2 separate regions of the Homo sapiens genome follow, and region 2 is linked to region 1. The links are chromatin loops, found by intact Hi-C in ENCODE. Cell type or tissue: PC-9. All regions are shown on one strand. Links, peaks and the distances in the headings refer to the core of each region. The heading gives the core; the rest is flanking DNA.

Evidence for each region. A loop is a pair of places that touch in the nucleus more often than their neighbours do. Peaks named below come from ENCODE experiments on the same cell type or tissue, not always from the same donor. Only the 100,000 strongest peaks of a DNase experiment are listed, where the experiment ranks them.
Region 2: it touches region 1 in a loop (8-fold over the local background); 8 of 110 quality-filtered maps call a loop at or near these places.

Annotation. Positions count from the first base shown.
Region 1 is chr11:13,869,539-13,877,772 of GRCh38, forward strand. LINC02545 (long intergenic non-protein coding RNA 2545) reads right to left here and starts at 1,078. Exons shown (of 4, transcript NR_149109.1): 1 at 1,010-1,078. In PC-9, for the core only: CTCF peaks have their summits at 3,814 and 4,013; a DNase peak (open chromatin) is centred at 3,933; H3K27ac peaks cover 976 bases.
Region 2 is chr11:14,145,248-14,153,481 of GRCh38, forward strand. The region is part of intron 6 of SPON1 (spondin 1); the gene reads left to right. Among named protein-coding and RNA genes, the nearest start is that of SPON1, 190 kb to the left of the region's middle. In PC-9, for the core only: CTCF peaks have their summits at 3,593 (motif pointing left) and 3,798; a DNase peak (open chromatin) is centred at 3,624.

The sequences.
Region 1 (8,234 bases), core at 1,813-5,812:
TGTCTGGTACATGGCTCTATCTCTTCTACATTCTTGGTTTTCTAAGAAAAGCTGCCCAGGATCTCTTACCCTACTGTACTCCCCTAAATTTTCTATTTTAGGAAATACAGTGTTATAACAAAAACAGTCAGAATATGGACTGTGATGATCTTTGCCAAATACAGAGTCATCTCATTAAACCTCAGAGGTAGTGCCTCAGTAGGGCCTGAGAATGTGGCACTATAAAATTTTCACTTAACATTAAAACACCCAAAAAATATCTGGGGTAAGAGCAGATGTCTTTTTGTTTTGTGCAATAGCTTATATGGAAACCTACTTATAGGTGGGCCATTGTTTGCAATATTTTATTTAAATAAATTTGTTGTTTGGGACACTACCTTTTAATATACTCTCTTTCATAAACTAAGTTTGGTCTTCTGGAAATGCTGTATAATATTGAGAATAATTTACATCCAGGAAAAATGTCTTGTTTGAAGAACCTCGAGTGACTTCTCATTTCAAAATATATCAAGTTGTTTATTCTTAAAGGCTCAAAGGAATCTGACCATGTGTATTAGTCCATTTTCATACTGCTATGAAGAAATACCCAGGACTAGGCAATTTATAAAGAAAAAGGGGTTTAATGGACTCACAGTTCCATATGGCTGGAGAGGCCTCACAATCATGGCAGAAGGTGAATGAGGAACAAAGTGACATCTTACATGGTGGCAGGCAAGAGAGCATGTACAGAGGAACTGCCCTTTATAAAACCATCAGATCTTGTGAGACTTATTCACTATCATGGTAACAGCAGGGAAAAACTTGCCCCCATGATTCAATTACCTCCCACAAGGTCCCTCCTGCAACATTTGGTGATTATGGGAGCTACCGTTCAAGATGAAATTTGGGTGGGGACACAGCCAAACCATATCACCCTGGCTCTATTCAGAGCCTACAGAGGAGGTCCAAACTTTAAATATTCATTTATGCAGTCTGTTATTTAGTTGGTAAATACTTATGGGACACCTACTTTGTGCCAGACTCTGTTCCAGATGTTGGAGATAACATGGCAAACAAAGAAAGAAAAAGGCCCATGACCTCTTGGATCTTACACTCTGCTGGAAAGAAACAGGGCTTACATAAGTGAGAGCATGTCAGAGCATAATAAATGCTATGAAGGAAAGAAAGTGGGGTAAAGGGAAAGAGGGTGACTTACGGAGGCACGAGAAGAAGGGCCTCTCTGGAGAGGTGACATTTGAATGAATTGAAGGAGCCAGCCATGGGAGAGAAAAAGATCACAGACAGAAGGAGAAGCTAATGACAAAGCCCTGAGGTGGGAGCAAGCTCGGGATTTTCCAGGTTTAGAAAGAATGCTGTGTACTTCTATGTGGCATGGGGGACGAGAGCCTGGGGACAGAGTTAGACAGGAGGTCAGGGACCAGACCATGTGAGGTCTTGAAGGCCAGAGTAAGGAGCTGCAGTTTATTCCAGGGACAATGGGAAGCCATTGGAGAGTTGTATCAGGGGAGTGATATTATCTGATTTATAGATCACCAGTCTACACCAGCACTGAAATGACTTTTGGCAGCATTTTATTTTGAGACTTGACACTACCTATTCCCACCCATATCCCCGTCAACCTTGGCTGAACCTCCAAGCTCAAGTGCCTGCATCACCATCCTCTTCTGGGCCCTTGTCTCCTCATATTCCATTCTTTTTTTTCAAAATGTTTCCACCCTGCCTCCTAGAACCCCACATTCTAGAGTAACTGCCCCCCTTTCTTCTCGACATCTTCACTATCTACTGTTTTCATCTTCTTGTGTTAACTAGAAGCTTGTCCTCCCTTTTGGGTGCCTCCTGGCTTTGTTCCTCCTTTGAGTTACCTATTTGTTCTCCTAAGGGCATGAGGTGGAAGGTGGACACTCTCCCTCCTCCACCCAGCTGCTTCCGTGCACTTCTGCCTCCCTCTTGCCCTCTGTGATGATGCTCCATTTTTGTTTACAGCACATCCCTTGGATAGTTCCTTCCAAGTCATCTCTGCTGGTTCATTTTCCTTTGCCTGCCCCTTATATTTTGGGATGGTAGAACGCTTTCCTGGACTCCCTTTCCTTCTTACTTTACACACCTTTCCTTGGTTATCAATTCCTCCCCCAGTCCCATGAATTCAATCTTCATCTATAACCCGAAGGTGTTGGAATCCATATTTCCAGTTCAGACTTCTTTCTCAAGTTGCAGACTCTTTTTGTTTGTGTGTTTTTGGAGATGGAGTCTCACTGTGTTTCCCAGGCTGGAATGCAGTGGCCTGTTCTTGGCTCACTGCAAACTTCACCTCCGGGTTCAAGTAATTCTTGTGCCTCAGCCTCCCCCAAGAAGCTGAGATTACAGGCATGTGCCACCATGCCGAGCTAATTTTTGTATTTTTAGTAGAGGTAGGGTTTTGCCATATTGGCCAAGCTGGTCTTGAACTTCTGGCCTCAAGAAATCTGCCTGCCTCACCCTCCCAAAGTGCTCGGATTACAGGCATGAGCCACTGTGCCCATCCAATGTTACATACATTTATAGGTAGTATATCACAAGCTCCTTGGAAGAGGGACAATATTCTGCTCTTACTTGTAGCACTCATAGCATGCATTGGGCTTCATATATAGTATGCACTTAGTAAATATTTGTTGGGAAAAATGGATGGAGAAAACATATGTCACCTGCTACCTAACCTTGTTGTCATCCACTGATCTCTGTTTCTCCTCATCATTCACTGAGGGCTTAAGCTCTCCACACCACTCCTGACATTAGCAATAATTCTGTTAATATCAACATCTGTGGAGAAGATGCAGCCAACAACTGACCTCAGGTTTTCAGCTCCTCCCTCCCATGATGAATTTCTCTACCGTGCTTCAGTTTCCAACTCCCATGAGATGCCTCTGTCTAGATTGTGTCATCACAAATAGGTACACCTCCTTCTAAAATCTCAGTTCCATGCCCCACCCCCATCACCTCCTGCCAACCTCCTAAAGCCCAGGCTGTAACCATCCTTCATCCTCACTTGGACCTTCAATCTATAGGTCCTTTTTTACCCCTCATGTCCTCCTCTTCCTCCCTATCCACCTTACAGTTCATCATTATCATTGATCCCTTTCAGTTTCAGTGATAGCCCAGGCAAGTGCCAGGTCCTGAAAATCGGGCAGGGAAGAAAAGGCAACCTGGCTATGCACTCCCAGAATTTATAGTCTAGTGGGGGGATAGATATTAAAAACGTGAGGAAACATATAGATGTATGATTAAAAATTATGAGAAGAGCTTTGAAGGGAATGTACAGGAGGCAATGAGTTTGCATAATAGGCTTATCTAATTCAGTCTCAGGAGATGGAGAAGTCTTCCCTGAAGAATATTAAAAGAAACTCCTTGGGAAAAAAAAGAAAAGGAAAAGCATTTCTGTAGTTTAAATGTTGATTTTTAATTATTTCAAAAATCTGCTCAACTTTTACCTAGGAGAAGCACTAACAATGATTTCTAAAGATCTCAATACTCTGCTCTTTCCTGTACCCTCCTGGGCATATCGCTTCTTAGACGTTTCCCATTGTCTGTATTTTCTGTCTGCCTCTCCTTCTGCCTCGGGGTGCTTCTGAGGCTTCTAGAGCCAAATGATCAAAATAGATAAGTTTATGGAAAACCCTGGAAACAATTGTTACTTTTCCTACCAAGTGCAACACAGAGACATTATGTTCCACATTTGCTAAATAAAATAAAAGTCAACACTTTGAACGTTGCTATTAAAAGCTGCGCATTGGCTCGCTGGCCCTCTCCCCATGTCTTTCTGGGGCTGACTGTCCTATTTGTCCTTCACCAGTAGGCGGCTCAAGCCTGCCCCAGAATCCGGGAACCTGGCCCTATGCAAGAGCTCTCTTCACCTGACCTGTCTCCGGTCACAATCTGACAGTTTAATGTCTGAGTCACTCAGTTTTCTTTCCTCTCTGGCAAGGACATGCTGGGTTTATTACACGGTGCTATTGTTCCTGTTTTATGCCTGTAAAGCCCATCCCACTGCACCAGGGAATAAATCATCCCCTTGTCGTTGGCCCGAACGAATTATAACTGCTCTCTGGGGCCCAGGGCAGACCCCTGCTGAGGTCCAGCTCTCCAAGAAAAGAAGCGCCTGAGTCCTCTGAGCTGCTACGTCCTTCTTCCCACTCATTGGCCATAGGTCTGTATCTTCCCTTTAGCAGCCCTCTGGGCACCTGACTCCTTTGAACAAGGAGCAAAGTGACCAGAACAGATAAAGAGGCTGTTGGAAGAACAAGATAAAATTATTAACTTTCCTAGAATTCAGACCTTAAAGAATAGAGAAGGTCTTTGAACCATTTACTCCTCATTCTTGAATAAGGATCCTTTAGAAGGCATTTAGATCAGTTAACAAGGTAAACAAATGTGTGTGTGTGTGTGCATATGTGTGTGTGTGTGTGAGAGAGAGAGAGAGAGAGAGAGAGAGAGAGAGAGAGAGAAACAGTGCAGGGATCAAGGAAACTGGAGAACTGTCTTGAATTTCAGCCACTGGGAGACCAAGGAGTTATGATTTTCCTGGAGCCTTCCCAGACAGCTCTTTCACCATCTGAAGAGCTCTTCCTCTCTGTGCTGAGGCTCTTGGAGCCTCTATTCTTTTTGTTTGTTTGTTTTGTTTTTTTAACACATTAGAAGAACCAGTTTGTGGAAACTAAATGAGCCAGAATTCAAACTTTTGGGTTTCTTAAATTGATACATTGTAGTTGTACATATTTTGGGCATATACGTAATACATGTATACCATGATACATGTGTAGTGATCAAATTAGGATCATTAGGCTATCCATTACCCAGCCATTTATCTCTTCTTTGTGTTGGGAACATTACAAATTTTTTTTCTAGCTATTTTGAACTATCCAACAAATTATTGTTAATTAGAACTTTTCTACTGTATTATCAAATATTAGAACTTATTCCTTTGATCTAACTGTATTTGTATTTTTATAACCATTAACCAACTTCTCTTTATCTCCTACCTCCCTTCACTTCCCAGCTTCTGGTAATTACTATTTTACTCTCTACCTCCATGAAAACCTCAAATTCTTTTAAGAATAATATTATTTATTTATTTATTTAGAGATAGGGTCTCACTATGTTGCCTAGGCTGGGTTGATCTCCTGGGCCCAAGTGATCCTCCTGCCTCTGCCTCCTAAGTAGCTGGGATTACTGGTGTTCTCACTTGTGACATAGCATTCCTGGGATCACTCTGGTGGTGGGTGTGGTGGGTGGATGTCAAGCTGCATGAGAAGAAGCCAAAGTCAGATAGTCCTGTTAGAAGGATGCTGTACTCACCAAAGTGACCACAAGCTGAGACAAAGGCTATGAAGGGAGGAGTGTGGATTTAAAAGATCTTGAGAAGGAACTGAATGGATTTGTAAAGTACCTGTGTCTGGAGAGAAATGGAAAAGAAGTTCATGATAAGATCTAGGTTTCTCACTTCAGCAATGGAATATGTTTTTACTCATGGGAATGGGGCAGATGGAGGCGGAGAGTAGTCGGTCCTGAGAGGAGTCTAGGGGAGGGAGAGAGCCTGACAGCCATTAGGATGCATGTGGAAGGGGGTTAGGGCAGGGATGGCAGAGAGGGGCGTACGTTCTGATAGTCCCAACCCTTCACAACCAGACCTAGGACAGATATTACTAATCAATTGTACCAATCTTTCCCACTGAGCTTGAACCCAGTGTCAGAACATTTTGTAATATAATAAATCCTGGTAGCCATTATCAATTAATGAAATGTACTTCTGAAGATGAAAGGTGATTGCTTCCTTTTATCGTCCTAGAGATTTAGAAGCAGAGCTTACAGGTAAGAAGGCTGGGCCTTGCTCAGGCCTGCTTGGCAAATTTATTCCCTCCCAGGCCAGCTTTCCATGCTCACCTCAAGCCTCTGCCTTTTCTCTCACCTCTGAGGCCTCGGGGCAAGTCTTAGCAGCCTTGATCTAAAGGTGAGCATTGCACCCCTGACCTAGATTCTCTACCTGTCCATAGTCTTCATGCAAGCCAAACAGCACCAAGATCCCCCAATTAATGCGTGTCCTCTTGTCCTTCCCCCTTTACAAAATTATGTGGACACTGGTCCTGGCCCGTCCTGAACTTGAGAGCCCGAATCTTGGGAGGCTGAGTGACAAGCATTACCCGTCAAGGGAGACAATGGCAGTATTGACCTGCTGACGGGAAGCAGGCCTGTCCGCGTGCTCCGAGGACAGCTTGCAGACAGGCTTTTCTTCCCACACAATTGCTGGCTGTTTCCCATGTTCCACAAGAAAAGGGGCGTACATTCCAGACAAGGAGACTATTTATTTTCCCACCAAAGGTGACACGTGGCATCCAGAGGTCAGGCTCAGGGCAGGGCCATGTTTGCTGGGCTAAGCTTAGCCTTTTCTCAGAAGCCTGAATTGTTCTGACAACCTCCCAAGCTGTGTCTCTGGGCTGGGAATGTTTCCTCAACTGCTCTGTACAAACACCCATACTGGCTACTCCATCTTCTGGGTTTGTTTATAGACCAAAGTCAAAGGCGTGAGCACCCAGGCTCCAGACAGAGCTTTGATGCAAATAGAGGGGTGAGGGGCAAGGGTGGTACCCTTAGCTTGCTCTTTCTCCACACAGTCTGAGCAAGCAAGGCAGAATTTCTACTATAAAAAGGTCTTCAAATACAATTTGACCCCTCGAAAAGAAACTGCATGACTGTGACCCTGTCTAGCAAGAAAGAGGAAGTTAGAGTGGCTTTTCTTTCTACTTACCTGTTCCAATGGTACCAAAATTCTGCAACAGTCCCTCAAATAGCTGGGATTTTTTTTTGAGACACCAATAACAATAACGACGAATTTTATCTGAAAAGCACCTTACACTTTAAGAGACACTGTTACAAATATTATTTTATTAAATTCTCAGTATAACCCAAGGAAATCAGTATAAATAACATCATGTGTTCAAAGCATGTACTGGGTTGAGCACAGTTCAGGATGAGAGGGTAAGGGGTATGTGGAGCTGAATGAGAGTCCCTGAGCTGCGGCGGCTCACTGTTATGTGTGTGAATGATGATAAGGAAGGCAGCAAGGCCTTTTGATCCTGTCTCCAGGCTCTTAGGGCCTCCCAAATTTTGGCTGCCCTCCAGGGGAAAATTTGTTCAGAGGACTAGCATAGCACTTTAGCAAAAATATTGATCCTAACCAAAATCCACTAGTCCTAGGTAGTGGCCAAACCTGATAGGTTGCCTCAAAAGCTGCCTATACCTCACTTGAAGGATCTGCTTAGAGTTATGCATAAACAGCAACCAGGTTGTATCTCGAGTGGCTGTTCTGGAGGGAATCTCAGCTGTGCTACTGTACCAGCTGTGCGACCTCCGGCAAGTTGCTCAAACACTTGGGCAAGTGCATGTTGGCTTCTCTATCCCTAAAGTGAGGTTACTATTATTGTTTGTCTCATTTGTTGGTACTGAGGGTTGAATAAATTAATGTATGTGATGTGCTTTGAATTGCACCTGTCATATAATGCATGATTACTACATGCTAGTTATTATTATTCCAGTGACCACACGTATAGTGGTTAGAAGCAGCAATACAATTTCAAGCACTGGTGAAAAAGTGCAGAGTAGCATTAAGAGAGCCTAACTTAAACCCTTTCATCTTTCCTTTTCTCTCTTCTTCCTCCTTCCCTGCCACCTGCCCTTATTCCTCACCTCTTTTCCTTTCTCAGTGGAAGGAGTATGAATAGTAAATGGGAAGAGTTAAGGCAGATTGAGTGACCTTTGGTTGGAACTAGGGCAGGGTCAGACCCCAGGCTTTGGGAGGAACCAAAAGGCCCAAAACCATACGGGAGCATCCACAAGTCAACACCAGGAAACCAAACATAAAATCTACATGCAAAAGGCAGAGGCAGCTGGGTGCAGCTCACACATGTAACCCCAGCTCACACCTGTAACCCTAGCACTTTGGGAGCCCAAGGCGGTCAGGAGTTCGAGACCAGCCTGGCCAACATGGTGAAACCCCATCTCTACTAAAGATACAAAAATTAGCCAGGTGTGCTGGTGGGTGCCTGTAATCCCAGCTACTAGGGAGGCTGAGGCAGGAAATTGCTTGAATCTGGGAGGTGGAGGTTGCAGTGAGCCAAGATCGTGCCACTACACTCCAGCCTGGGTGACAGAGTGAGACCCTGTCTTAAAAAACAAACAAAAAACAAAACAAAACAAAACAAAAAAAG
Region 2 (8,234 bases), core at 1,828-5,827, 280 kb after region 1:
CCTTTGCTGGAAGGGTATAGAGCTGGCCTCTTAGCATTACTTCTTAACCTCTACAGTTTTATAAGACAGCATCATGATCCCTGGGAATTTTTCTGAGAATCTCTGTATGAGAGAAATGTGGGACAGTCTTATTCAAGACTTACAGAATATTTGACTCACTAAAATATCTATTTTTACAGTAACTGAGCCAAAATATTGCAAATAGAAGGCAAATTTAAGTGAGAGATCATTAATATATTACCTTAAGATTTAGAAGACAATTTAGCAATATCTATCAAAATTATACGTTTTCTTTTTTCTATTGTAGTAAAAGAAAACACATAATATTTACCATCTGAACCATTTTTAAGTGCACAGTTCAGGAGTGTTAGGTATATTCACATTGTTGTGTGTATATTTTCCTTATACATCAACATAATAAAATAATTCTATATCTAGGAATATGTCTTTCTGAAATAGTCTTGTGCAAAAGTATATGAGGAAGAATATTCATTATAGTATTTTATTTTTAAGAGATGGAACAAGCAAACTTTCATCAATAGGGGTCATATTAGAAACTCTGGATGCATTTAACGGGTCAAATACCATGCAGCTATTAAAAAGAATAAGGCAGATTTGTGTGTACTGATACAGAATGCTCCCTGGTGTATATAGTTAGATGGGAAAAAAGCAGAACAGTGTGTATAGCTTGATTCCATATATGAAAAATGGCAGGTTAGAGTGAAATGATTATATTCATGTATAGGATTATATATGCATAGAATATCTCTATGAACATACACCAGAAACTCCTTGCCTCTAGAGCACACAGAGAGTAAGGGGCAGAACTGAAAGGTTCATTCACATTTTGCCATACGGCCTCTTGTATTGCTTGAATTTTACCATGAACACAAATTACTATACTTTTTTTTTTTTTTTTTGAGACAGAGTCTCTGTCTGTTGCCCAGGCTGGAGTGCAGTGGCACCGTGTTGGCTCACTGCAACCTCCATCTCTCAGGTTCAAGCAATTCTCCTGCCTCAGCTTCCCGAGTAGCTGGGATTACAGGTGCCCACCACCATGCCCGGCTAATTTTTACATTTTTAGTAGAGACGGGGTTTCACCATGTTGGCCAGGCTGGTCTCGAACTCCTGACCTCAGGTGATCCACCTGCCTTGGCCTCCCAAAGTTCTGGGATTACAGGCGTGAGCCACCACACCTGGCCTACTGTACCTTTTTAAAAGAATAATATTTAAATGAACAAAGAAAACTTGGATAAGAAACCAAATATTCCCCCCAAAAAAAATACTGCATAACTTAATCTGTAAATTTAAAGTGTTCCCTCAAAAATCCCAGATAATTTTTTAAAAATTATACAGGCTGACGCTATAGAAATAGAAAACTAAACAGTCAACAATAGTCAGAAAATGTTTGAAAAAGCATATAATGAAGGGAAGACTGGCTAAACCAGATATAAAAACGTTATAAAACAACATTAACTAAAACTGTGTGAAGCTAGAGAGTGAATACACAGATCAATAGAATCTAATAGAAAGTCCAGAAATAGACACAAATTCTTTGTAAGTTAAGTATATGAAAAAAGTATAATTTTATATCAGTTGGAAAAACACTAGATCCTTCAATAAGTGGTAATGGCACAACTGGAAGCCATCTGGAAAAAATATTTTTCTTCATACCTTAATCCTGGAACCAATACAAGCTCCAAATATATCAAAAATTTAAATATTTTTAAATGAAAACATAAAAACGTTAGAAGAAAACATGAAAGAACCTTTTTTTTTTTTTTTTTTTTTTTTTTTTTTGAGACGGAGTCTTGCTCTGTTGCCCAGGCTGGAGTGCAGTGGTGCGATCTTGGCTCACTGCAGCCTCCACCTCCCGGGTTCAAGCAATTCTCCTGTCTCAGCCTCCTGAGTAGCCGGGACTATAGGCACCTGCCACCATGCCTGGCTAATTTTTGTATTTTTTTTTAGTAGAGACAGGGTTTCACCTTGTTGGTCAGGCTGGTCTCAAACTCCTGACCTCAGGTGATCCACCTGCCTTGGCCTCCCAAAGTGCTGGGATTACAGGCGTGAGTCACTGCGCCTGGCTGGAACCATTTTTATAACCTAGAACAAAGCTTCTTCCAAGCACATCACAAAACCCGGAGATCATAAAAGGTTAATGAAGTAAACTAAAAACATTTCTTTTTTTGAGATGGAGTCTCACTCTATTGCCCAGGCTAGAGTGCAGTGGCACAAACTTGGCTCACTGCAACCTCTGCCTCCAAGTTTCAAGTGATTCTCCTGCTTCAGCCTCCCAAGTAGCTTGGATTACAGGCACCCACCACCAGCCTGGCTAATTTTTATAGTTTTAGTAGAGATGGGCTTTCACCATGTTGGCCAGGCTGGTCTCGAACTCCCGAACTCAACTGATCTGCCTGCCTTGGCCTCCCAAAGTGCTGGTATTATAGGCATGAGCCACCACGGCTGGCCCAAAACATTTTTTAAGTAGTGGAAAATACTAAGACTTTTTTTTTTTTTGAGAGGAGTCTCGCTAAACAAAGGGCTAATTTTTTTTTGATATATAAAGAGCTTCTTATGGTCAGTTTTTAAAAGACCAACAAACCAATAGATCAAAACACATGGACAGGTCTCAGAAAAGGAAAATGAGATGGCTTTTAGATATTATAAATGATGTTCAACTTCATTTACAATCATAGAAATACAAATTAGTTTCACAGAGCTACAATTTTTGATCTGTTAGACTTTTGACAACTATATTGTCAGAGGTGTAGGGAAACACCTTTCTACACTGGAGAGCGCTTTCTTCTGACTCAGCAGTTCAGTCAGAAATTTATATACACAGATATACTCACATTTAGGCACATTCTATTTATTGGACATTGTAACACAAGAGTGGAATAAATTAAATATCCATGAATAGGGGACCAGTTAAATAAATATGAGATTTTGATATTAAACATTTCCAAGACAAATTGTTTCATTAAAAAAGAAAATGCAGCAGGGTACTCATGATTGGTCCCATTTGTGCTATCTTTCTAAAGATGTGTACTTACGTCTCTTGAAGGGTATATAAGAATATTAATAGTGGTTGCCTCTGGGGTGGAGAGTTAAGAGATTGCGGAAAACGAAGAGAGGGACCTTTCACTGTATTCCCTTTGGTGCCTTTGGAATGTGGTACCATGTTTTTGTGCTATCTATTCAAAAAGTAATTATTTTATAGTTGAAATAAAAAAAAATAAGCCAACCAACCAACAAACACCCAAGCTTAGGAACATTTAAACGATGCTGTATCTGAAAGCACATTGTGGGGTCTTGGTAGATCGTTCTCCTCCTGGTGACCAAGAGAGCTACAGTCCACCTGTTATTTTAGGTGAGAAAACTGAGGCTCAGAAAATATACTTCACATGTCCAAATGCTAGTGGCAACACAGGACTTTTGACTTCCCTCCTGGTACTTTTTTCTGTCTCTGCTAAAAGAGAAGAGACATAGGCAGCCCTGAAAACGTCACTCTGGTGTATGTACTCCTCCAGTGTACTGAAACATTTACTTTTCACCAGATTGTGTCTCTGAGACAGTTTAGAGCTGGACTTTTCAATGAATACTTGCCATCTAGTGGTAAAAAAAGATGTGTGCACCTAACATAGACTGCATTCATTCATTCATTCATGCATCAAACACCATACAGTCATGCACTGCATAACATTTCAGTCAACGACAGACTGCATCCATGACAGTGGTCCCTTAAGATTATAATGGAGCTAAAAATTCCCATTGCCTAGTATTCACTATACTGTAATTTCTATCATTATTTTAGAGGGTACTCCTACTTATTTTTTTTAAGTTAGCTATAAAACAGCCTCAGGCAAGTCCTTCACAGGTATTCCAAAGGAAGGCATTGTTATCCTAGAAGCTGAAAGTGATGAGTTACTGCCCCCGAGGACCTTCCAGTGGGACAAGGTGTGGAAGTAGAAGTCAATGATGTTGATGATCCTGACCCTGTAAAGGCTTAAGCACATTTTTTAAAATGTGTGTGTTTACATCTTAGCTTTTAACAAAAAAGTTTAAAAAGTTAAAAAAAGAATTAAAAAGGCCTGTAGAATAAGGATATAAAGAATGAAAACATTCTTGTACAACATGCACTGTGTTGTTGTTTTAAGCTAAGTATTATTACAGTCGTTAAAAAGGTAAAAAAAAGTGTATAAAGTAAAAAGTTAGAATAAGCTAAGGTTAATTTATTATTGAAGAAAAGTGTTTTTATAAATTTAGTGTAGCCTAAGTGTACAGTGTTTATTAAGTCTACAGTAGTGTGCAGTAATGTCCTAGGCCTTCACATTCACTCACCACTCACTGACTGACACAGAGTAACTTCCAGTCCTGCAAGCTCCATACAGGTGTACCATTTGTTATCTTTTATACCTTATTTTAATGGTACCTTGATATGTTTAAATATACAAATACTTACCATTGCATTACAATTGCCTATGGTATTCAGTACAGCCACATGCTGTACAGGTTTATAGCCTAAAAACAATAGGCTATACCATATAGCCTAGGTGTGTAGTAGGCTAGACCCTCCAAGTTTGTGTAAGTACCCTCTATGATGTTTGCACAATGAAGAAATTGCCTAATGACACATTTCTCAGAGCATATCCCCGTTGTTAAGTGAGGCATGACTGGGAAATCACTTGTCCTTAAGGCACTCCTAGTCTCTTGGGAAAGACTGACAGAAAAACAGGTGATTACACCAGTATGATGAAGAGACAACTGCACTCCCATGTTTATTGCGGCATTATTCACAATAGCCAAGATATGGAATCAACATAAGTGTCCATCAACAAATCAATGAATAAAGAAAAATTGGTGTATATACACAATAGAATACTATCTAGCCATAAAAAAGAATGAAATGCCATCATTTGAGGCAATGTAGATGAGCTTGGTTGACATTTTGTTAAGTGATAATAAGCCAGGCATGGAAAGATAAATATCACATGCTCTCACTCATATGTGGGAGCTGAAAAAGTTGATCTCATAATAGTGGAGTGTGGAATAGTGGTTACTGGAGACTGGGAGTCAGGGGATGGTGAGAGGTTAGTTAACGGATGCAAGATTGCAACTAGATAGAAGGAATAAGTTCCAATGTCACTGGAGCATGACTGTAATTAACAACAATCTACAGTATGTTTTCAAATATAGCTAGAAGAGCAGATTTTGAATGTTCTCAACGCAAAGAAACAATAAATGAGGTGATATGCATGCAAATTACCCTTTGATTATTTTACATTGTGTACATGTATCAAAATATCACACTATACCCTGTAAATATGTACAAAACTATGTGTCAACTAAAAATAATAATAAAAGATAAAAGAATAGAAAAATGGGGAACAAAAAGACCCATGGTGAGCGTGAAACTAAAAAAATAGAATAGAAAATGTCTCATTAATGTTTTCGTTATATTGATTACCTGCTGAAATGGTAATCATTTGTGAAAAAGAAAAATAGGTGATTCCACTACAGTGCAACTAAGGCTAGGAAAGTCAAGTACAGGACACAGGGAGCACAGTGTAGGGCTTAACCTTGCCTTGGGAAATTGCAGGTATCAGGAGCAACACTGAACTCACTTTTCTGGATTCTCAGTAGATGCTAAAATTACCTCCTTTCTTGTCTTCCTCTTGCTGGACCCCATCAGGACCAGGATAGCAGTTTTTGTTGTTACGTTCTCTGTGTCTGAGGATGGACTCATTAACTGATCATGTTAGGAAGGCAGCCAGTGTATGCCCTTTGGCTACATGGAGTAGCTGTTCCAAGAGCTGAATCCGTGCCACCGTTGCATCTGGTCTGCAGATCTGTTTTCCAAAGAGCCATATGCGAATGCATTGTTCATTTCCCACCTCTGGTCAGAACATCTGTGGAATGTCCCTCCTGCCCATGTAGTTTTTCAGCTCTGTTATCCTGAAGCTCTTTCAAAGGTTAGCCTTTCATTCTCCAAGCAAACAAGTTCTTGTAGCCCATAGAAGATGTCCTCCATAGAAACCAAAGCAGTCCACCCAGCTTGCCTAGAATGAAAGGTGCCTAAAGTGGTAGGGGGTGGACCTGCAAAGAAAGGTGGAGTCCTTTCATAAATGAACTTAAATACCAGGCTGGAGAGATGCAGAGATTACAAGTAGACCTAAAGTAATTAGGAAGCCATTGAGGGTTTCTGAGCAAGGAAGCGACCAGAGACCAACGTATTTGTTCATTCAACAAATAATTGTCAACATCTACTGTGTGCAAAGCTCTGAGTGAGACCCTGTGCTACAGACCCCAGCACAGAGATGAATAAGACCCAGGGTGGGAGACATGTCATCCTCCTGGGTTATAATGCCTTCTACCTCCATGCAACAGCTTAAATTTTTTGTCTCAGAGAAGGAAAGAAATGTCAGAGCATAAGAAATTAGTGACAGAAATTATAAACTATAAATCACAGTTCTAATTGTTCTATAATCATGTAAACATAGCAATTTTTCTTTAACATAGAAATATACAAATCAAAGATAAAACAGGAGCCCCATCTCATGGAGAGATAGTCTGCTGCCTCTTCAGATTCTACCTCAACATTATAACATGTCCTTTTGACACTGTGGAGCCAATAAGGTTTCCATCCCTAGAAGACCTTTCTCTCCCAATCTGTATCCATCAGAATTCCACTCAACCTTCCATACCCTCCTTGCCAGAATACCTTTCCAACTCCTTCCAAATGCATGTCATTTCTGCCTCCTTGGATCTTCCAGACCATATTGTAACCCCATTTGGCCCAGTTCCTGCCTTGTATTATGGGTGTCTGCTCCTAAAAACAAAAGTAGGAGTCAGTCTGAGCTGGGGTGTAGTCTGGAATCACCCCTCCATCTCCCTAGTCATGCTTTTCATATGTCTCATAGTACATTGAGAAGTGTCTGTTGAATTGAGTTGAATGCTTTAGACCTCGGTTCACTGACAGAGGGACTCCTTTAGCAAAGTTAGCCATTTTACCTCCTTTGTCTCCATAGCTACTTCCAGTTCTCCAAACTACAACCTATTTCCCAACAGACTCCAGTTACAGTACTTCTTAATTTATCTTCTATTCAAAGGCAAAACTACTGCTTCATTAATCAATGAGTAAGGAAAATCAAAAGCTTATTAACTAGCAAGCCAATGCTCTTCTAAAGGGCATTGATCCATGTATGTTATGGGCAGCCTGTTCATTGATAGCTACAGCTCTTGGAGAGCAGCTCTCTGGAGTAGCATTGGGGAAACTGAAATCTTATTTTGAAATAGCTTTTAAATGCATGGAAACACATCTGATTCTTACTGGGAATTTCTTGATAGGGAATACAGAAGGGAAGACTATTTGCTTGTCAGTAATATGATATAGAGACAAATCATTTCATAGGATTTCATAAGTGCATATATGTAACCAAGAAACACAGGTACTTTCATATTATCTTGAGAAAAATGAATTCATTCTTTAAAATGCAATGACTTCCCTGCATAATGCATTCAAGAATCAATGCAAATATAAAGGATGTGTTTATTGGCTTGTGATCTGTATTCATGACTGCAAGCATGGTTGGATCTTTTGAGATGGGGGTTTCCTCTGTTTCAGTGGCCAAGGGATATTCTTTCTCAAATGGACATGGTGATCATTTGAAACTTATCCCATGCATAGTGACCCCAAATTCGAGTAAATATATATCAAGTACATATAATACACAAAGAAGTGAGTCTGAAGTCAACCTCCAAGCACTCCAAATTAGGGCCCTAAGACAACTGCAGAATTTGTTGCAGGGCAGATGTATGGCCTGGTTTAGAACTTTATTATTTTGACCTCCATTCGCATGTTAGTTTTACTTCTTCTTCTATCTTCAATCTTTTACAACATACATCCTTTACTTATTAGATTCTAATATATTAGCATTTAACATACTTTTACTATTTCTTGGACAATGGAAAAACCTTAGAACACTGTAATTCCCTTTAGCCCATGTATTAGTCTGCTCTCACATTGCTATAAAGAACTACCTGAGACTTGGTAACTTATAAAGAAAATAGGTTTAATTGGCTCATGGTTCCACAGGCTGTAAAGGAAACATGGCTGTGGAGACCTCAGGAAGCTTGCAATCATGGCAGAAGGTGAAGGGGAAGCCAGCATGTCCTATAAGGCTGGAGCAGGAGGAAGAGAGCAGGGAGGGCCACACACTTTTAAACAACCAAAT